4 separate regions of the Homo sapiens genome follow, and all the other regions are linked to region 3. Evidence: chromatin loops called from intact Hi-C (ENCODE). Cell type or tissue: CD4-positive, alpha-beta T cell. All regions are shown on one strand. Links, peaks and the distances in the headings refer to the core of each region. The heading gives the core; the rest is flanking DNA.

Region 1 (5,305 bases), core at 259-5,258, 120 kb after region 3:
AATGTAAGGCAGAGATAACCCTGATGGGTAAATTAGACCGGACACTCAATAATCTTTTTTGGTCCATTTTAAAGTCTTTCCTGACAATTTTTCCTGAGACTTCCTTGACCTATCTTCAGCATTTCACACTAATTACCATTCCTTCAAACTCCTCTTTTGCTCTGTGGTATCACCTCAGATTCTCCCCTCACCTCTCTATCCATCCTTAGCAGAAGTGGACTCCTCTTTTTCTGTCTGTCTCTCTCTTTTTTGTTTTTTTTGAGATGGATTTTCACTCCTGTTTCCCAGGCTGGAGTGCAATGGCACGGTCTTGGCTCACTGCAACCTCTGCCTCCCAGGTTCAAGAAATTCTCGTGCCTCAGCCTCCTGAGTAGCTGGGATTATAGGCATGTGCCACCATGCCTGGCTAATTTTTGTATTTTTAGTAGAGATGGGGCTTCACCATGTTGGTCACACTGGTCTTGAACTCCTGACTTCAGGTGATCCAACTGCCTTGGCCTCCCAAAGAGCTGAGATTACAGGTGTGAAACACCGCACTCAGCCAGTCTATCTCTTAAATATAAATATTTTCCAGTGTTTTCTCCTGGGCTCTCTCTCCTTGTACTCACACTTTTGAGGGTAATCTCATCTATTTTTTTGTCTTCAAACCACCGAAATCATGCTGATAACTCTTAAACTTCTATCTCCAGCACAGCTTCCTTCTGAGCTCAGAACCACATTTAATTTTTTTATATCCCTGCAGTACCTCAAAACAACATGCCTTACCTACAAAACACACTTTTTCTTCCCTGGGGTGGTATGACCTTTTACCCAGGTCCTTTGTTTTCTGTTTTTTGTTTTTTTTTTTTAAGAGACAGGGTCTTGTTCTGTCACCAAAGCTGGAGTGCAGTGGCCATTACAGCTCATGGCAGCCTCAAGTGAGCTCATGGCAGTCTCAAGTGATCCTCTAACCTCAGCCTCCTGAGTAGCTGGGAATGCAGGCCTGAGCCACCATGCTCGGCTAATTTTTGTTTTTTAGAGACAGGGTCTTGCTATGTTGCCCAGGTTGGTGTTAAACTCTTGGTCTCAAATGATTCTCCTACTTCAGCTTCCCAAAGTGTTGGGATTACAGGTGTGAGCCACCATGACCACATATCCTTAATCTAAACTCTTCGCAGCAGGCTTATTTCTTTCCCCTTCCTCACCCCTCATGTCCAATCAGTCACCTTCTGGTACCTGCCAATTCTGTCTTCTCGCTCACACTTCAGCCTGGCTGCTTCTCTCCATTTCTATTATGGCTGCCTTGGTTCAGGCTTTCTTCACTTCTCGTCTGGATTAATACCAGAACCTCCTATCTGATCTTTCTGTCTCCAGCCTGACCCCATGTAATCCGTACTTGACTCTGCTGCTTCTGAAATAATCCTAAAACGCAAATCTGATATGATACTCTCATCTCTGAAATCATTCCATGGCTCTCTGTCAAGGTCGGGATAAAATTAAGCCCACTAACAAGTTGGTTGAAGGCCTCCTTAAACTGACCTCAGTACCCCTTTCTGTGGCCTCACCTCTTGTTGAATCCCTTCATAGGGTTTTAGGAAGCCACCTGAGTCTACTTATAGTTCTCCATGATAGGGCCCATGCCATTTCTTGCCTTTCTCAGCTCCTTGGAATGGATCCTCGAAACACTTTTATCCACCCCCATTTATCTCTTCCTGACTCATGATCATCCTACAAAACTATATTGGGCTTCACCTCCTCCCAGATTTCCTTCTCTCCTGCTCCTGTCCGGATTGTCGGCTTGGCCTAGGTGCTACCGCCATCCTTGCACCCAAGTCACACACAAGTTTGTGGTTGTTGGCTTATCTCAGGAACAGCTGTGGTCCCTTGCTTTTCTCTTTCTATGCACTCAGCATACTGGGTTGTCACTGTCTACTTGCCTGGCTTCCTTATGAGAGTAGGAGCTCCTTGAAGGCAGGCACTGGGCTCAATATATACCCCTCTCTGCCCTCTTCAATGTTCTCCTTCTACACAGTTCCTGAGAATGTCTAAATCTCCTGAGGAGGCTTCACCCAAAGACCCTCAACCGTATATAGTATCTTAGGGGAGACCAGGAATTGCAAGAAGGGTATAATCGTAGGTGGAGGAGACAAACCTGCGATGTGTTGGTGATTCGAGAGGCTAGGTTCTTCTTTTAAAACTCATTCATTCATGCATTCGGTACTGGACACCGTGCTAAGTCTCTGGGGTATGGACAGAAGTAAATTATGGTTTCTGTCCTTTAGGAATGTGTAGTCCAATAGCAGAGACGTACCTGTATGCAAATAACTATAAACGTGATGTCATCGCTAAATACTAGGAGTCTGAACAAAGTGCTATCTTAGCAGGAAGAGGAAGCGATTACTTCTGATGGTCGAATTCAAAGTGAGGAGACTGTAACTTCCGAGAAGGATGAGAAGGGCAGCCGGCTTTTTCTCATGAAGAAAGGCATCCCGGGCAAAGGCACCGAGCTCTTGGTGTGGTTCTCCTGGGATAAGCCCACAGTCACAAACTTGTGCAGGAATGGGGGTACCGGGAAGCAGCCCGGTGTTCCAAGCCTTTTGAGATTCTCCGGACCTGCGCGCCGCCCGCTCGGCAGGGGGCTCGGCAGGCGCGGGCGGCGGGTGGGGGCGGGAGGCTCTGCCCGCTCGGTGGCTGCCGCGGCCTCCTCCGCGCTGCTCTCCACGCCTGGCTTATTATGCACGAGGCAGGCAATTTGCCTTCCTCCCCGGGGACCCATCTCGGAGACAAGAAGGTAGTTTGTTCTCTGTAATGGCTTCTGCTGGAGTGCGGCGGGGCCCAGGCGCGAGCGGGGGCACGGGCGGGGAGTTGGCAGCGAAGGATGCGCCCGGCGCCCCCCGGCGGCCGCCCGGAGCCCGAGGTCGGCGCGGGAGGAGCGCTGACTCCGCGGGCCGAGCCCTCCCCTGCCCTCCTCTGCTCCTCCGTAACTCCTGAGCTGTGGCCTGCCTTTCTGCTGCCTCCACGTCCCTACTCTTCCTTTCTGCCACCCCGTTTGCTTCTTAAAGGTTGTCCTTTGTTTCTGCCATTTCCCCTGTCTTTCAGCTTCATATTCGTTGGGTGCCCCCATCCATTTCTCCACATCACTCTCTTCTTAGTGCTGGGGACCTGGGGGTGAGGAAGGAGGCAGGAGGGATACAGGGATGACTAAAATAGGCATCTCTTCCTTCACGGAACTCAGCCTGGCGGAAACTTAGCTGGCTCCCTGCCTGTCCTAGGCCATCTCTCCTTTTCCTTCTTGTCTCTTCATCGTCTGTTTCTCAGTCGACCCTGGCCTCTGTCCCTATGCCCACAGAAAGACACCCCCATCACCCCTCCCATCGTTTCCGGGTGATGAAGATTGTCTGAGACAGATTCCTAGAATGAACAACCTTGTCTCCTGAGGTCTCGCCCGTTGCCTCCTCATTCACCAGAAATGTTTCCTTCCCTGAAGCAGAGAGAGAGAGAGAGAGACAGAGAGAGACAGAGATCCAAAGACAGCCAAGCCGGGCCAACATCTTCTGGGGAGTTCTTTGGAGTGTGGGGTGACTGATGCATCCAGTTGGCCGGTTGACTATCTTCCCAACTGTAAGATTCCCAGAATGGCTCAGAAAGAAGCTGAGGAGTGCACACAAACATTTAAAAAATTGGCCAGTCGTGGTAGCTCACGCTTGTAATTCCAGCACTTTGGGAGGCCGAGGCAGGCAGATCATGAGGTCAGGAGTTCGAGACCAGCTTGGCCAACACAGTGAAACCCCATCTCTACTAAAAATACAAAAATTAGCCAGGCATGGTGGCAGGCACCTGTAGTTCCAGCTACTTGGGAGGATGAGGCAGGAGAATCGCTTGAACCTGGGAAGCAGAGGTTGTAGTGAGCCGAAATCATGCCATTGCACTCCAGCATGGGCAACAGAGCAAGACTCCGTCTCAAAAAAAAAAAAAAAAAAGTAAAAAATTTAAAAAATTTAAAAAGGGGGCCAAGGGCCGGGCACAGTGGCTCACTCCTGTCATCCCAACACATTTGGGAGGCCGAGGCTGGCAGATAATCTGAGGTGAGGAGTTCGAGACCAGCCTAGCCAACATGGAGAAACCCCATCTCTACTAAAAGTACAAACATTAGCCGGGCGTGGTGGCAGGCACCTGTAATCCCAGCTACTCTGGAGGCTGAAGTAGGAGAATCACTTGAACTCGAGAGGTGGAGGTTGCAGTGAGTTGAGACTGCACTCTAGCCTGAGTGACAGAGCGAGACTCTATCTCAAAAAATGAACAAATAAATGAAAATTAAAAAGAACTGAGGATACCTGGCCTGTCTCCCAGGGGTCCTGTGTAGAATTATTCCCAGCTCTCACCCCCACCCATACCCTCACCATAACACCAGGCCATGGATGATGTGTCCGTGCAGATGTCTGTATAGAGGTGTATGAGCACTGAACGGAGTGAGTGGTGGCATGCCATTTACATACAGATGACTGAGCTGTGGGCCCTTGGTTACTTACCTCATCTCTCGAGTCTCAGTTCTCTTTTCTGTAAAATAAGGAGGTTGTATTCCATGGACTCAGAAGTCTACAACTGTGTTAATCTATGACTATGTTAGGGGTAGAGACCAAGGAGAATATCCCAACAAGAGAGTGTCCTCTGTGTCTTTGTGGACTTAGGAAGGTTCTCTATAGAAGAGAGTGGCTGAGTAGGCCGGGGGTAGGAAAGGAAAAGGAGCAGGTAAGGCTTGGGGTAGGTGTGTATCTAACAGATCTGGGCAAGAGGGGTTGGGCTGGAATGTCAGGGGAGCCACAAGAAGAATATGGAGACTGGGCTGGGCGTTGATGTCCAGAGCTTCAGGACACCCCAGAGGTGACATGCTCAATGCGGAAGAAGTCGAAAGGCTCTCAGGGAGCAAGGAGCTGGGAGGGAGTGTCAGGCAGAATCAGAAGGACCTGTGCTGGTTGGAAGAAAGACATCTGAGGAGCAGTGACCAGGCCAAGACTTGACCAGGGACCACTAGACCAGGAGCCTCCGGGACACATGGCTTTCAATGTAGGGAAGAGCTGTATTGTGGGGGACCTTGTCCTCCTGTGCTGAATCTCCTCCAAACCTGTTGACATGTGAGGACCCTGTTCCTTGAGGTTTGCTGGAATTTTCAATAGTACAGGGGGTGTCCTCCAAAGAACTTGTGGGTTTATCCTCAAGGTATCCATGTCCTTTATCCCTTTTTAGGAGTGCAAAAGTGGCTCCTCACTGAAAGGCCGGCAGTCCCCAGGTATGTAGGTTTGGGTGGGGGCACGTGTGTGCACAGTGA
Region 2 (5,305 bases), core at 70-5,069, 1.0 Mb after region 3:
TTCTACCAGGTACCGTCTTACCCAAACCACACTTTCAATTTCCCCAGCCTGCCCTGAGGGCACAGACCTGGGCTTTCTTCCTCTATAAAGAAAACACTTTTATCTTCCCAGTCAAACTGAAACACAGTTGTCTACACCCATGTCACATGTTCAAAAAAAGAGTACCTATCTTTTTGTTTGTTTGTTTGTTTGAGACAGAGTCTCGCTCTGTCGCCCAGGCTGGAGTGCAGTGGTGCGATCTCAGCTCACTGCAAGCTCCACCTCCTGGGTTCACGCCATTCTGCTGCCTCAGCCTCCCGAGTAGCTGGGACTACAGGCACCGGCCACCATGGCCGGCTAATTTTTTTTTTTTTTTTTTTTTTTTTGTATTTTTAGTAGAGACGGGGTTTCACTGTGTTAGCCAGGATGGTCTCGATCTCCTGACCTCGTGATCACCCGCCTTGGCCTCCCAAAGTTCTGGGATTACAGGCCTCAGCCACCGCACCCAGCCAGGAGTACCTATCTTAATTGAAAACCTTTGAGCAGTGGGCAGCCTTCTCACATTTTGGTGATGGCACTTGGGCTGGAACTGATTAAATTTCTGGTCTGGTGTTGACCATATGGAAAGGGTCACATGAACCTGGCAATGAAAGAATCCCATGGTCTGTTCTACATTCTTCCCTAATGGAAGTTAGCAACGCAGTCCAGTGATTTTTAGTATAAATTTAAGTGCATCTGTATGTTTGTCAGCATGTGCCTTCACATTTTCTTTATCCATTCATCCACTAGTGGACACTTAGGCTGAATCCACATCAATCAATGTGAATTGTGAATAGTGCCATTCATAACCGTGAATCGTGCTGCAATAAATACGAGAGTGTAGAGAGCTCTTCAACATACTCATTTCATTCTTCTTACTATAAGAAGTGGGACTGCTACATCATATGGTATTTCTCTTTTTAATTTTTTGAGGCGCCTCCATACTATTTCCCATAATGGCTTTATGAGTTTACATTCTCACCAACAGTGTAAGGAGCTCCTTTTTCTCCACATCCTTGCTGACATTTGTTATCTCTTGTCTTTTTGATAATAGCCGTTCAAACTGGGATGAGGTGAAATCTCATTATGGCCTTGCTTTGCATTACTCAATGTTTGGTGATGTGGAGAATTTTTCATATACCTGGTGGCCATTTGTATGACTTCGTTTCAGAAATGTCTATTCAGGCTTTTATCTACTTTGTAATCAGGTTATTTTATTTTGTTTTTGTTTATTTTATACCAAGTATTGAGTTCTTTGAATTCCTTATATGTTTTGAATAATCACATGAAGAAGAATAAAATTAGACTCTTATGTTTCACAACATGTGAAAGTCACTCAAAATGAATTAAAGACTTAAAGGTAAGATCCAGAACTATGAAACTACTAGAAGAAAACACAGAGAAAATGCCTTAGGACATTGGTATGTGTAAGAATTGTTTGAATAAGACCTCGAAAGCACAGGCAGCAAAAGCACAAATGGATAAATGAGATTACATCAAACTTAAAAACTTCTGCACAGTATACAATCAACAGAATGAAGGGACAGCTTACAGAATGGGATAAAATATTTGTAAACTATATATCTAACAATATGTCACTACATTTCAAACAATAGAAAGTCATGGACTCTGTCAGGGTTAGTGTAAAGGAATGTCTACTCTAAGAAGTAGTAAAACTAACTTTCAAAGGTAGCTTAGTTTCATGAAACTGGTTTCAGAGAGGTATGAAGATAAAGTTTCCCTTCTGTGTTGAGAGTATACGAGAAAAAACAGAGTGAAGGGAGGCCAAGGGAATCAGCCTATCATTCTACCACATCACATCAGTCATATTTCATCTCCCACACAGTGGTACCGATATTTGTGGACGAGTATGTCTGCCCACTGTAAATCTCTTTTTCATTAATAATCAGATGCAGAATTCTCACTTATTATTTCATTTATCATTTTCAACTTTCTATTTTAATCTTGCAGGACTTTTACAGAATTTGATCACAAGCTCTCTCAGCTTCCTTTTTCCAGGCTTAAGTGTCCTCATACTTTGTCATCTCTCTTTCCATCTACTGATCTTTCCCATAAAATGATTATTAACCGTCTTCATTAAAGATTTCTCCAGATCTCCTCTATCTTCCATGAGGTGAGATCGTGGGTAGAATACTGTATAGTGCTCCACATGCAGGCATAGCACTGGTTATGCAGAAAGAACTTTCAAGAAGGAATGAAAATTGAAACCTACAGAAAACACAACAAAAAACTGGTTTCCTCCAGGGACAGTTAAGGGTAGCATGGGGCACAAATAAATAAATTTGCTACTTTCAAAGTAGGCCTAGGCGTGATCTAGAATAGAAATTTAGAGCTGTAAAGGAACTTAATTGATTTCTGCAGGTCGGTTAGTTGCTTCCGCACATTATGTGAAGTTACTGCCACCTTGTGGCAATACCTAAGCACTACACTTTCTGACTTTGAATAACCTAGAAAAATATAATGCATAAGACAACAAGCCCTTTCGCTAAAGCGCCTTAAATATTGCCTAACAGTTTATATCTGTATAGATCTGTGGCTTATATTATCACTTACATGGTTTCATCTCGACTTCATAGAAATCATGTAAACATAGAAACCATGTTATCCATGTTGCGTGCCTGCGTGCGTGCGCGCGCACACACACACGGAGTAAAAGATGTCGTATAAGTTTTGCTGTTAGAGTTGAACTTAAAAATCTCTAAATTGTTACATTTGGAGGCTCTCATTTTGGGGGATCCTAGTGTGAGATGCTCCTTTGTTGGTCAATTTTAATTATACAGACATAAATAAAGGATATATTAATTATAGAGAAAAAGATCAGAAATGTAAACAAAATGCAGATAAGATGGAGACATTCAATGATTTGTCCAATAATATAAAAACAGTTTTTGTGTGCGGGTAGTTTGTTGTCATTAGTGGAAGGAAATAGAGAGAAGGATAAATAATATTTGAATTTGAAAGAGCGGATGTATGAATACAAGACTCCCTTGAAGAAGAAAGGATCGTCTGGGACCACAGCAGGCCGGGGACAGGGAGAAGAATGAGCAGGCTGTGTGGAAGAACAAAACGACCTAGTATCCCAGTTTATTTTTTTTCCAGTGCTATGATTTCTTTCCTTTATCTTAAAATCTTTGGTAAACATGTAAATGAGGTTTTGAGAAGTTAAGATTGAAATTCCATGTTCATGTTCGCTGCAATTGAACTGGAGAAGTGAAAATATGACAAATGGAAGTGGCAGCCCTAAGGGCTGGAACAAGAGATGCAAACAAAGGCTGGGATGGATTTGTGGAATTTGTAACAAACACTTCCTAGGAGTGATTTCTCAGTAAAAGGGGGCAACGAGGCTGGTGTAGTAAGTTAGCAAACAAATTCCAGCAGCCTTCCCTGGGGGACTTTCATGCTGAAATGCAATCCCTAGTGTTGGAGGTGGGGCCTGATGGGAGGTGTCTGGATCACGGGGGGTGGATCCCTCATGAATAGCTTAGTGTCATCCCGTTTCCCTCATCAACATGCATTCCCAGAAATGCCATGAAAGGAAAGACCAAGTCTTGACTGAGAAACGGACCGGGCAGATGAGGGACTCCCACATATACCTGTTTCCTGCTCTTCCCGAAGACATTTTGCCACAAGCATATAATTCAGCTTCTGAAAAATACGGTCTTCCTCACTGCAGACACCATGCCAGCGTTTTAAATCAAGTTGGCTACTCGTGCTGTTTAGAGTATGCAGTTTGCCTGTGGCAATATTAAACTCATCTGGAAGAAAGCACTTAAACCTATCCAGTTCCTCATCGGTGATGTTATCCAGGCTGGTTAGCAAGAGTATCTCCTTATATTTACTCTCCATCTCACGACTTTTCAGCTTATAAGGGATCCAAACTATGTAAGATTATACCACCAAAAGTGATTCAACATTCAAAATGAAGCAAGGTGAGCTGTTACTATTTTTTAAAGGGAAAATAAAATGTTTACAGTACAGTAAAAGAGATTTTGGTGAAATATAAGAAATAACTTTTTAAGCAAGATAGTCCTTCTTCCTGGGAAAGACATCTTCAGAGGGTATACAACCACCTCCAGAATTCTTAGAAAATGGGATCCATTTTCCTGTTATTTTTAAAACAGAGTTATTCAGGCATAACTGACATACAACACAATGCACATATTTCACATGTGCAATTTAAATTTTTTGACATGTATACAGTAGATAAAGCTCAATTTTTCAATTTCTTCTTTCATGGATCATGTTTTTGGAATCATATGGTTTGGATATTTATTTTCCCCAAATCTCATGCTGAAATGTGATTCCCAGTGTTGGAGGTGGGGCTTGACGGGAAGTGCTTGGCTCATGGGGGTGGATCCCTCATGAATGGCTCAGTGCCATCCCCTGGTTGATGAGTGAGTTCTCCTCTGAGTCACAGAGATCTGATTATTTAAAGTGTGTAGCACATTGAAGACCTAATGTGACCAGTAACCCATTAGAAGAAAACAGGATAATCTCAATATGTTGAGGTAGGGGAAGGTGTCTTAAGCACAAAAGGTGCAAGTCAGGAAGGGAAAGTTTATTAAATTTGATTGCATGTAAACTCTAAATTTCTTTATAAAAAAGAAAAATTAAACATAATACTTCCAAATCCTGAAAGAAAACATAGGCAATGTATATAATTCAGAATGTGTGTAGAACTACATATTGTCCCATTTGTACAGCCCATGTGAAAAATGGACAATAGGTATGAATAACCACGTTACTCAAATGTCCAACACACATATGAACAGGTGCTCAAAATTACCAGTATTTAGTAATTTTACTTTAAAAGTAGCAACCTATATGGTAGAGGACTTGAGCCAAGAACAAGAAAGGATGTTTATGAGCTGAAGATAACCAACTGTGACTTTTAGGGGAGGCTCCCATTGATAGAGACAATGTTAATGAATTCTGAGTTATTACTTTTAATATGAACTTATTATTTTTTCCTATAGACAGGTGATAGCTAGAGAAACCCTATTTATACATGTAGAATTTATAAGCAAAAATTGAAAGTATTTATAAAGTATTTTAAGGGACATTTTCAAAATAAGGAACACATTTCAAATACTTAAAATGATTAAACTACATGAACGCCCCTGTCTTACCAGTGAAAGAAAAGAAGGAAATTTGCATTTCCTGAGCATCTATTATATGCTAAACACAGTCAACTCAGCATGTTTCCCTACTTATCTATAAGAATGCAACCCTCCTACAACCCTATTACGTGCTAACATTCACATAT
Region 3 (5,305 bases), core at 223-5,222:
GAAGACAATGTCTGGAAAGCAGGGGTTTGCTTAGTTTAGCAGCTCTCTACCTTGGCTGTCTACTAGAATCACCTGGAGCTATGTCTAAAAATACTGATGCTTGAACTTCACCCCAGAACAATTAATCTTTAGGGATGAGGGCATGGCACTGGTGTTTTTAAACAGCCCTCAGGGCAGGGCATGGTGGCTCATGCCTGTAACCACAGCACTTTGGGAGGCTGAGGCGGGTGGATCACCTGAGATCAGGAGTTCGAGACCAGCTTGGCCAACATGGCGAAATGCTGTCTCTACTAAAAATACAAAAACTACCCAGGCATGGTGGCACACACCTGTAATCCCAGCTACTTGGGAGGCTGTGGCAGGAGAATCACTTGAACCCGGGAGGCGGAGGTTACAGTGAGCTGAGATCATGCCACGGCACTCCAGCCCAGGTGACAGATCTAAACTCCATCTCAAAAAATTAAAAAATAATAATAATAAAATTAAAGGCCCTCAGGAGGTGCTATGCACAACTGGTGTTGAGGACCACTGGCTGGGGATGAGGTCTATGGTGTCTTAAGCTCTGAGATCTGGGATGCTGGATGACTTATGTGGAAGAAATTCTAGAGACATGAGTTTGCTATGAACTGAGCTGGTGAAGATTTGGAATTAAAGGAAAGGGGGAGGGAAAAGAAAAGCTAAAGGACCAGAGGAGACAGGCCAGATTGTTGTTTTCGCTGTTAGTGAGCTAGAGAAACTTGGTTCCTCTGTTTCTAGGCTTTTGAGGCAAAATAAAAGGCCCACAAAAATCCAAAAGGTCTGATAACCCAGTCCCTTCTCATAAAAAGAATAGCTATCAAGCCTGATATCAGACATGGAGATTAGGCAGGAAACACTGAGCTAAGAATATTCCCTTCCTTCGATTAAAGACCTTTTTTTTTAAATTAATGCTCTCCTAGGCCGAGTGTGGTGGCTCACACCTGTAACCCCAGTACTTTGGGAGGCCGAGGCAGGCAAATCACTTGAGGTCAGCAGTTCAAGACCAGCCTGGCCAACATGGTGAAACCCCATCTCTACTAAAAATACAGAAATTAGCTGGGCATGGTGGCGGGTGCCTGTAATCCCAGCTACTCAAGAGGCTGAGGCAGGAGAATCGCTTGAACCCAGGAGATGGAGGTTGCAGTGAGCCAAGATCATGCCACTACACTCCAGCCTGGGTGACAGAGTGCAACTCCTTCAAAAAAAAAAAAGAAAGAAAAGAAAAGAAAAGAAAACACACACACACCAAAAATAATACTTTCCTAAGTCAGGGTCACCCTCGCCTTCCCCTCCATACACCATCATGTGGAGTGGAAAGGAGAAAAGGCTGTCTCGCTGACATGTCCGGAGCTCCCTACCTCAGGGTTTTTGCCTTTGCTGCTACCATCTTCCTGCTGCATTCTTCCCTCAGACGCCTGAGCAGCTAAACCCTCAGTTCCTTCAGGTCTGTGCCCAAATGTGGCTGTAGCAGAACAGCTTTCTTTGATTACCTGTAAGAACAGTAATTCCTCCCTCTCTCCCTCTCCCTAATCTTTTATCCTGCTTTATTTGTCCCCCATAGCATTTACCATAACCTAGTATATTTCATATTTTTTTCTACTGCCTCTGACTTTCCTCCAGAATGGAACATTAAAGGGAAAGACTTTGTCCTTTTTTTTTTATTATTATTGTCTCCCCAAAGCCTAGAATGGTGACTGGAAAATAGCAGTCTGGAGCTGAAAAAATATCTGTGGAATGTATGATTAATGAATGAACAAATGAAAAGCCTTATGTGTCTGTGTGTTGGTGTCTTTCTGTGTACGTTTGGGATTGCAGTCCTATTTCTCTGGCCAAAGTATGGCTCTATTCTTAAGCTGTGCTTGCCTGTGTTTTGGAATATATGAAGAATTCTCTGGGTCTGTGCATATGGGGCTTCTGCATATGAGCTTGGGTGTTTTCCTGCCTTTCTCTGTCTTCTAATTGTGTGTGGATGCGTCTGGACCACAGGCTGGTGTTAGTATCTGCGGAGGAAAGAGGAGCTGTGGCCGCTACACATCAACAGAGGGCACCAGAGAGCCACGCACCTACTTTCAGGGGCAGAAATTGAGAAAACTTGGCGGGGAGTGTTAGAGACCCAGGAGATCTGGGATCTGGGAGGAAAGAAGTGGAGACCTCTTTGGACCAACACATTACTGTAAAATTGTGCAATTCCAGCAACTTCTCTGTCCATTCCCTAGGGTCCAGACCTCTGGCTACCCGAGCAATCCTGTGAGCAGAAGTATCTGGTCAGGGGTGAGAAGAGGAGCTGGTTGCCAAACTGGGCCCTTAAGAAAGTGGAGATCCCTCCTGAATGCTCTCATGATTCTCAGGAATTCCCTTCCTTCCTAGTTCCTCCATGTCCCTACCCCAAAAGATCTCAAACTCCAGCGTGCTTAGAGATCTGACTGGTGGCTGTCTTCTCCTCTGGCTTGCATTCAGGGAGGTGAGGCCAGGTCTTGGCCCTTCAAAGCCATCCAGTTGGCTACCTTCTCCTTCGGGATGGGTGGAAGGCTAAGATGAACAAAGGAAGGGTCAACTGTGCCTCTTCCAGGCCGCTGAGTCCTCCAACGCCTAGCTGTGCTCAACCTTGACTGGGTGAAGCCAAGGCAGGGCCTCAAGGCAGGTCCAAGAGGCAGCTCCCATTCTCCAGTTCTGGGTTTTATAGGTGGGGAGAGGCATGTATGCCCCTCCCTTATCCAAGCATTCATTAGTCAATTGAGAATTCTTAATTTGGGGAATCTAGGGGCTAGACTTTGGGTGTGGAATTTAAAAAGAAAGGTCTTTATGTTTATTTAACTCCCTGCCCCCCACCCCACTCCTAGACACACACACGGAAACACACACACACACACACACACACACACACTCCCCATCACATCCTCTGAGCTAGAGGCTGATGTCCCTCAGCCCATGTTCCTCCTCCACTGCTTAGTTCCATAGCCCGCGACCAAGATTGCGTCTATAAATAGGAGGGGGTGGGGTGGCCAGGGGTCCCGTCGTGCCTGCCCCAGAACCCACGACGGTCACATTTTTCACCCCCTTTTGCCTTTGCCCTCAATTCCTTTCCCTCTTTGCTCTCCTTCCATCTCAGTTCCAGCGAGGGGGGTATGTGTGTGCGCGCGTTGTGGGGGGGCAGGGGGAGGGCTCGTGGAGGGAGGCGCCGTCGGAGGGAGAGTAGACGTCAGGCGGAGGGAGGGAGGCAGGCAGGCAGGGAGGCAGGGAGGGAGAGAGGGAAGGAAGAGAAGGGGAGAGAAAGGGGGAGCAAAGACCGAAAGAGACCCAGAGAGATACAGCTTGAGAGGAGAAATAATTAAAGGGGGAGGGCGACCAGGAGGAGAAAAAGGTCTGGGAGGAAAGAGAGATAAAGAGAATCGGAGGGCAGGGAAATGAGTTTGTGCGCGTGAGTGTGCGCGCGCGCGTGTGTGTGTGCAGGGGCGGGCGCGGGCGGGCGGGGGGCGGGCTCCCGGGCTCCCGGGCTCCCCTCCTCCCCAGCCCGCTCCTCTGGCTCGCTCGCCAACTCCGGGCCCCAGCCGCGGGCGGGCGCACGGCGGGCGGACAGCATGCTGAGCCTCCTCGTCTGGATCCTCACTCTCTCCGATACTTTCTCCCAAGGTAAGGGCCCCCAGCCCACCCCCGGACGCTCGGCTTCCCCCCGGGGCCGGGGCACTGCTTCCCCGGTGGGAGAGTGCTGGAGTGCCCCGCGGCCCGCGGCCAGTCCCCGGGTCCGGACGCCACGAGGCGGGGGCTCGGTCCGGGCGCAGAGCCCTGGGGGAGGGGGCGCGGAGTAACGAGGGGCTGGGGAGAATGAGTTTGCCGTTGATTTGCCCAAGTTGTTTCCTCTGGCTGCGCGGGAGAACCGAGCAATGGGGCCGCGAGGGCTGGAGGTCCGAGTAAAACGGGGAACCGAACGCTTTCTCTTGAGCTTCTGGCAGCCCTACCGACCCTCGCCCTCTGAGGCCGGGGTTCCGGACGCCTGAGTCCAGCCTAAGGGCAAGGCTGGGAAGAGGGTGGGATTTCGGATTTCGGGCGAGGGGGTGAGCGAAAAGCTGGGTCCCACCTCCCGAAGATGTTGCCAAGGGGATCCCCCTACTCCAGCCCAGCCCCTCGGGGGTCTGAGTCTGAATCACGGCTCCAGCCTGCCTGGGGCTGCCCCCTCTAGAGGAAGGGAGGGGTGTCTCGGCGCCTCTAGTGGGGATTTGGAACCCCTGCCCACGGAGGCTCTGGGTGGAGAGTGGAGTTCCACATACAGCTTCAGGCCCGCTTGATACAGAGGGGGGGAACTCACGGGGGCGGGGGCAGAGGCGGTGGGGGGAGGGGGCTGACACTCTACTTGGGCTCAGGAAAGTGTTGCTGTCTGGGGCTTATTTGACACTGGCAGGGGAGAGGCTGGGAGGTGAGGGAGGTGGTTGGGAGAGATGAGGATGTCAGTGTATCCTGGGCAGGGCTGGGGTTGGGGGAGGGAAGAGGGCTGAGGGAACCAAGGGTCCAGACTGCAGCAGGGACTGGGGTCTGTGGGAGTTGGTTCTTGCCTCCCAGGTCTGACTCTAAGGAAGACTGAATCCTGCTGAACTCCTTCCCTCCCCAAAAATGGAGCTGACACACAGAAATTGACACACAAACACCGTAAAACACTCACAGACACTGAGACAGACTACTCACCTACTGAGAGAGAGACATCCCCACAAACATCCCCCACACTGAGACAGACACATATACACAAAGACACGGAGACATCTGAGGAAGACAGATTCCTCCCCCAGATCGGCACACACTCACGCATTCATCCACCCGAACGTTACAACTATACACAGTACATGTATGCAGGCGTTTACAAGGACAGGACACACGCTCTCACAGAAACCAACCCTCTAGCAAACAAAGAAACTTGAACAGACATTCATATGGGCAGACACCTATGGAGATGTACAGACTGCAGATGGAGGAGGTGTCCTCTTTTAGGGGGTGTCTGGGAATGGATCTGGGTAGAACAGCCTCAGGCATTATTGCCCTGCTTTCTGTTCCCTTCCTGCGTTTGTAGGTGGTGTGTTATGCTGGACCTTTCCTCTCCTTGTCGGGTCTCTTCCCAGTTCCGAAGGCAAAGCCTGGCTGAGTTGGTGGGGGCACGTCTTGATTCATTTCTCCCCACAGGGCACCCATGCCAGCCCCCCAGCACACACTATGATATGGGAAGGGCACACATCTGTGGTGTGAGCCAGGAGTGGGAGGTGGTGCTAGGGGAAAGGAGGAGGCCTGGCCCTGGGGTTGGCAG
Region 4 (5,261 bases), core at 262-5,261, 130 kb after region 3:
AACCCAGGAGGCAGAGGTTGCAGTGAGCTGAGATCACGCCACTGCACTCCAGCCTGGGCAACAGAGTGATACTCCATCTCAAAAAAAAAAAAAAAAATTATGGAGGACCCCAAGGAACTTCAGTTTGTTAGAAACTAACACTAAACTTTTAAAAAATACTTATTTTATGTAAAAATAACTATGATAAACTTATTATATATTAACAGAAATAACATATTTGGAAAGAAGAATAACAGTGTTTTACATGTTTGCAAATCTCTTTAAAATGCAACATGTAGTCTTTCAAAAGCTCTTCTGTACACTCATGAAAGAGAGTGAAAAACATATTAATATTTTTATTAAAATAGTTTCCATTTCATGGATCCCTTGAAAGGGTCTTGGGGTATCCTTAGGGATCCCAGAACCATACATTGAGAACCACTGGCTTAGGTAATTTGCTGTGGATGCACAGCTGGTATGAATGAAGGGTGGAGCCAGCATTCCACTCCCAGTTTCTCTGAAACACACCTCCACACTCAGGCCTCCCCCACTTACCCCTGGGCACCAGAGGCCTGTGTAAAGTGAGAGTGAAGTTCCGGGTGGGCCAAGGAGCTTCTGGCTCTGGCACTCCATGAGTCTGTCTGGATGATGGCAGCTCTGGGCAGTGCTGATTCTATGGCTGCTGCCCCTGCCCACTTAGGGAATCCACAGTTTTTGAGCTTCAGTGGGCTGGAACAGTTAGAGAGCATCTCTCAATCGCTTGAGAAGACAGCTCTGTGACTCCCAAACTTTTCTAGGTTTCTCACCCCACCCCCAATTTGTGGCATCACCTGTTTCAGCTACTGACCCAGCCAGCTGATGCTCCAAGTTAGGAAGATGGGAGTCAGCAAAGGTCCTTATTGGTATCGCCTGCTTTTTGACAAAGTTCTGAAGATGGACCCCTTTGAATTCAACTTCTACCTCTCCACACACACTCTTAAAAAACTGTTGAACAGGCTGGGCGCCATGTCTCATTCTTGTAATCCCAGCACTTTGGGGGACAAGGTGGGTGGATCTCCTGAGATCAGGAGTTCAAGACCAGCCTGGCCAACATGGCAAAACCCCATCTGTACTAAAAATACAAAAATTAACCAGGCGTTTTGGTGCACGCCTGTAATCCCAGCTACTTGGGAGGCTGAGGCATTAGAATCACTGGAACCCAGGAGGCGGAGGTTGCGTGAGCCCAGATGGCACCACTGTACTCCAGCCCGGGCAACAGAGTGAGACTCTGTCTCAAAAAACAAAAACAAAACAAAACAAAAAACAAAAAACTGAGCAGAGAAATATTTACAAAAGGGCAGTTCAGGTGGAAAATATAAACAGGCAAAGTCAGAGAAACAGGAAAGAACCAGGAACTATGGAACATTTTATGATAAAACTATAGCATTTTAACTTATCTTCTTGACTTAATTTCTCCCTATTTCTTACCAAAGGGTAATTAGGGAACTTTGGAAAGTTTTTGATAAAACTTTGGAAACCTTTATGATAAAACTATAGCATTGTAGCCTATCTTCTTAATTTTTCCCTATTCCTATTCATCAACCATGCCAGATTAACCTTGAGTGTTTATTTCATGTGTCACTTTCCTTCCCTGGCTCCCTCTAGCTTGAAATTGAACACCTTAGCCTGATATTCAAGGTCTCTACCATAGGCGAGTGCTATTTTCTCACCTGACTCCCCATTGTTTCCCTGCATGCGTCATGCAGCTGGCTCACTGCCCCCCTGTCATGCCTCATGAATTCCCTTCCACTCTTAAGTCTATGCTAGCTGTTTCCCTAACATTGCAGCTGCTTCTGGATGCTTTCCCTAGCCCACAAGGACCCTTCAGGCTTTAGAATGCCAACACCCCATCCTTGGCCTGTCTCAGAAACCACCTGTGGCTGCTGTTAGTCCAAGGGAAGCCCTTAGCCACATCTGGAACTAAAGCTCCTCAAAGAAGGGATTAACATCTCATTGCTCTTCACCACCTTCTCTCTGCCACCCATTGCTCACTGGCTGCTTTATGATGGTCAGTGCTTGTTGACTTGATGCCTACAGGTGCAGGAGCTGGAGCTGCCGACAGACCTCTTGGAGGGTGTTGGAGAAAAGCCATAGGAGGTAAGGGAGGCAGACACAAGGCACCCCTGGCAGAGCATCTCCCTAAAGAGAATACTATAAATTAATGCCAGCAGCATTTTAGAGCAAAATGATTTCTGATAGAGAAAGAAGAGCTTCCTCGAAGCTGAAAATGTCTTATTCCATGATGAATGCAGGGAGCAGCATGGGAGAGGAAAAGAATTCAGGCTCTGCTATGAGCCTTTGAACAGATAACCAGCCTCCCTGATGCTCCGAGCCTCAATTTTCCTTGTATAGGAGGGATAATGCCCTTTTCACAGCATAGCTAGGTAGCAAAAAGATACCATATGTTAAGAACCAGTGTATAATTGATGCTCAATATATAACACATGTTTTTAAAATTCTGAAATTTCCAACCCTGGAGAACTTCTGGAAAAGAGATTCCCATTATTGTGGATGACTTGATTATAGGCCTTTATGGAGGTGGAGGGAGGGACTGACTATCCAGCTGAGTCCCTTTGCCTTTGCGGGTGCTACAAGGACCAGGTTTGCTGATGTTTTGCTGCCATCTGATGGCCATAAGCTTACAGTGCAGCCTGGCCGGTTTGTCCTTAAGTCTGAATAATAGAAACAGAAGAATGTAGGCGGGGCTTGAGGAGTTTGGGGAGTAACTAAATCCTGGAGGATGGAAGGAAATGGCTTTGAGTTCCATGGGAGGAGGGGAACTTTGAGTCTCTGGGAAGTGTGAAACAATCTGGGCCAGGAGTCTTTTTTTTTGTTTTGTTTTTGTTTTTGTTTGAGACGGAGTCTTGCTCTGTTGCCAGGCTGGAGTGCAGCGGTGCGATTTCGGCTCACTGCAACCTCCGCCTCCCGGGTTCAAGAGATTCTCCTGCCTCAGCCTCCAGAGTAGCTGGGATTACAGGCATGCACCACCACGCCCAGCTAATTTTTGTATTTTTAGTAGAGACTGGGTTTCACCATGTTGGCCAGGATGGTCTCAATCTCCTGACCTCATGATCCACCCACCTCGGCCTCCCAGAGTGCTGGGATTACAGGCATGAGCCACCGCGCCCGCCTGGCCAGGAGTCTTTTAATACATGCACCTAACTAGTAAGTGCAGAAATGCACCAGCTGGAAGGAGCCTTAGAGATCTATCCCCATCCCCCCTCCACAGCTCAGTCACCAGTGATTACTGCCCACCAGGGTTCTGTGAGATACAGTCCCACCTATGTCTCCAGCCTCATAATGCTTTATTTTTGTGTTCAATTTCTGTGTTCCAGAACTGCTGACCATCTTTCTATCCCATTGACTGCTCCCTTCACAGGCCTTGGCCGGTGCTGTCTCTCTATCCGGGGGGCCTGGCCCTTCTTTTGCCCCTCACCTGTTTCTCATTCACTCACCCTTCAGTTCTCAGCCCAAGCATTACTTCCTCAGGTAAACTTTCTCTGTCTAGGTCAGATTCCTTTCATATATACTCTCATAAAGCCAGATTCCTTTTTCAGAGCACTTTTCTCCATTTATAATTAAAAAATCATGTATGCGGTTATTTCGTTAACATCTGTCTCTCTCACTGTGCTGTATGGGCTCTAGGAGAGAGAAGATGGGCACCTTTCTGCTATTCTTGTATCCCAGCATCCAGGACAGGGTCTGGTACACAGTGAGAGCTCAGTAAATATCTGCTGGGTGAATAGAGGCATCTGCATGATAGGAAAGAAAGATTTGAAGAGTGTTAGGAGTGCTGAAGATCTTTCTGCCAATTCTAAGACATGCACAGACCTTTGGTGGAACTCCTCCCCAACAAGGAAAGGCATGGAACCCATGCCCACTCATGTCAAGACACCACTCCCCATCCCACCCCTAGCATGCACTATTTTCCAAGCACACCATGCTTGGGAGGAATGCTGGTGGCTTTTAATAAAGAGGGCCTCAGCTGTCAGAGGCAACCGGGCTATGTCTTTCTCAGTCATGAGGCTTTTCAGTTTCATCTGCCAGCTACTTGGTGGTTTGTTTCTGCCAAAGCTGGTCAACCACAGAAACAAACACCCACCGCCACCATTGGCAACAGGCACTCCAGGAGGCAGGTGAGAGCCCTCACTGGGGTGGACTCCCCTTGGGTCTGGTAGCAACCCTAGCCTCTCTACAGCACCAAAGGACCAAGCTTCCAAATTTCTATGGGCTAAAGTGGGGGTGAAAGAGTGACCCATGCTTTGAGATGCAGAGTGCATGGCCACATACCCCGAGTGACTTATTCTTCCAGTGGCCAAACACAGTTCCATGATTGTAAGCAATGGAGGAAAGGTTTAGAGGGAAGGGGCCCTGGTTTAAGACTTCCAGAGTCAAATGCATGTGAGGGTTGAAGCAAGAGGACACCTGATATGATGCTTCTAAAAGGAAGGGTTAACAATAGACTGGGCAAAGAGGTTCTTCTCCTAGAAAAATATTCATTCATTTCAGGCAAGTAGTAAAATTCTCCCTAGGGTTACCCAAACCGAATTGAATAAGAGTTTGGTTTTTCAAAAAAACTGCCTCTTTAATTTGGATTTCATTTGAAAAAGGAGTTAACTTGCTCCAAATTCTGAAAGGACAAAAAAAGAAAAAGAAAAATTATCATTTTAGGATATGATATTTTAAAATTTTGTCAACCCACTAAGTTGGAGGGTGAGAGAGGAGAGAAAAATGTATGGTACTTCAAATCATTTCTTAATAAAAAAAATACATTTTACTCCCAGCATTAAGTGAAGAGGAGGAAAGAGTGTACCTACAATTCAGCAGAGAGTGAGCCATTTCATTTTAAGGATCTTCTGGAAATGAGCTTCCAGAATAGCTTCATTATATAACTTGAGATGCTGTGAGCTCCCAATAATTTCAATATCCCACAGTCAGCACATGCCCAATTTATAGAGGAAAATTTAGGCTTTGTAATCAATTTTTACTTTTCCATGTACTTGTTTCTTTCCTCTGTTAGTGCAGAAATCAAGAGCCATTTACTATTTCAGTCTTGAAGATCCACAAAAAAAAAAAAAAAAAAAAAGACATTCAAACTCAGAAGCTGGGACAAGCCAAAGAACCGCAGGAGGAGTGCATTATAAGAGGGATGGTGGCAGAGGAAGGAAATGAGGCCTGGGGGGACATCTGGCAATGGAGGAACAGGGTGGCTAAAGCAGCTCTGGCTCCCCTGGCTCTGGGCT

Evidence for each region. A loop is a pair of places that touch in the nucleus more often than their neighbours do. Peaks named below come from ENCODE experiments on the same cell type or tissue, not always from the same donor. Only the 100,000 strongest peaks of a DNase experiment are listed, where the experiment ranks them.
Region 1: it touches region 3 in a loop (9-fold over the local background); 72 of 110 quality-filtered maps call a loop at or near these places.
Region 2: a loop joins it to region 3, with 3 times the contacts of the local background. A loop is called at or near these places in 3 of 110 quality-filtered maps.
Region 4: a loop joins it to region 3, with 12 times the contacts of the local background. A loop is called at or near these places in 71 of 110 quality-filtered maps.

Annotation. Positions count from the first base shown.
Region 1 is chr1:158,110,821-158,116,125 of GRCh38, forward strand. No RefSeq gene overlaps it. Among named protein-coding and RNA genes, the nearest start is that of SMIM42, 15 kb to the right of the region's middle. RefSeq lists an enhancer at 4,386-4,435. In CD4-positive, alpha-beta T cell, for the core only: a CTCF peak has its summit at 2,867 (motif pointing left); a DNase peak (open chromatin) is centred at 2,841; H3K4me3 peaks cover 601 bases; H3K27me3 peaks cover 1,283 bases.
Region 2 is chr1:158,996,428-159,001,732 of GRCh38, forward strand. PYDC5 (pyrin domain containing 5) reads right to left here. Exons shown (of 1, transcript NM_001320010.2): 1 at 3,544-5,305. The coding sequence starts at 3,885. The coding sequence ends at 3,544. It also overlaps a transcript of IFI16 not described here. Among named protein-coding and RNA genes, the nearest start is that of PYDC5, 3.7 kb to the right of the region's middle. RefSeq lists an enhancer at 1-61. In CD4-positive, alpha-beta T cell, for the core only: CTCF peaks have their summits at 2,448 (motif pointing left) and 2,648; a DNase peak (open chromatin) is centred at 2,434; H3K4me3 peaks cover 900 bases; H3K27ac peaks cover 690 bases.
Region 3 is chr1:157,990,081-157,995,385 of GRCh38, forward strand. KIRREL1 (kirre like nephrin family adhesion molecule 1) reads left to right here and starts at 3,565. Exons shown (of 15, transcript NM_018240.7): 1 at 3,565-3,648. The coding sequence starts at 3,597. In CD4-positive, alpha-beta T cell, for the core only: a CTCF peak has its summit at 2,107 (motif pointing right); a DNase peak (open chromatin) is centred at 2,061; H3K4me3 peaks cover 472 bases; H3K27me3 peaks cover 1,652 bases.
Region 4 is chr1:158,122,519-158,127,779 of GRCh38, forward strand. SMIM42 (small integral membrane protein 42) reads right to left here. Exons shown (of 1, transcript NM_001395415.1): 1 at 4,769-5,261. Among named protein-coding and RNA genes, the nearest start is that of SMIM42, 3.2 kb to the right of the region's middle. RefSeq lists a silencer at 2,562-2,731. In CD4-positive, alpha-beta T cell, for the core only: a CTCF peak has its summit at 2,620 (motif pointing left); a DNase peak (open chromatin) is centred at 2,643; H3K27me3 peaks cover 526 bases.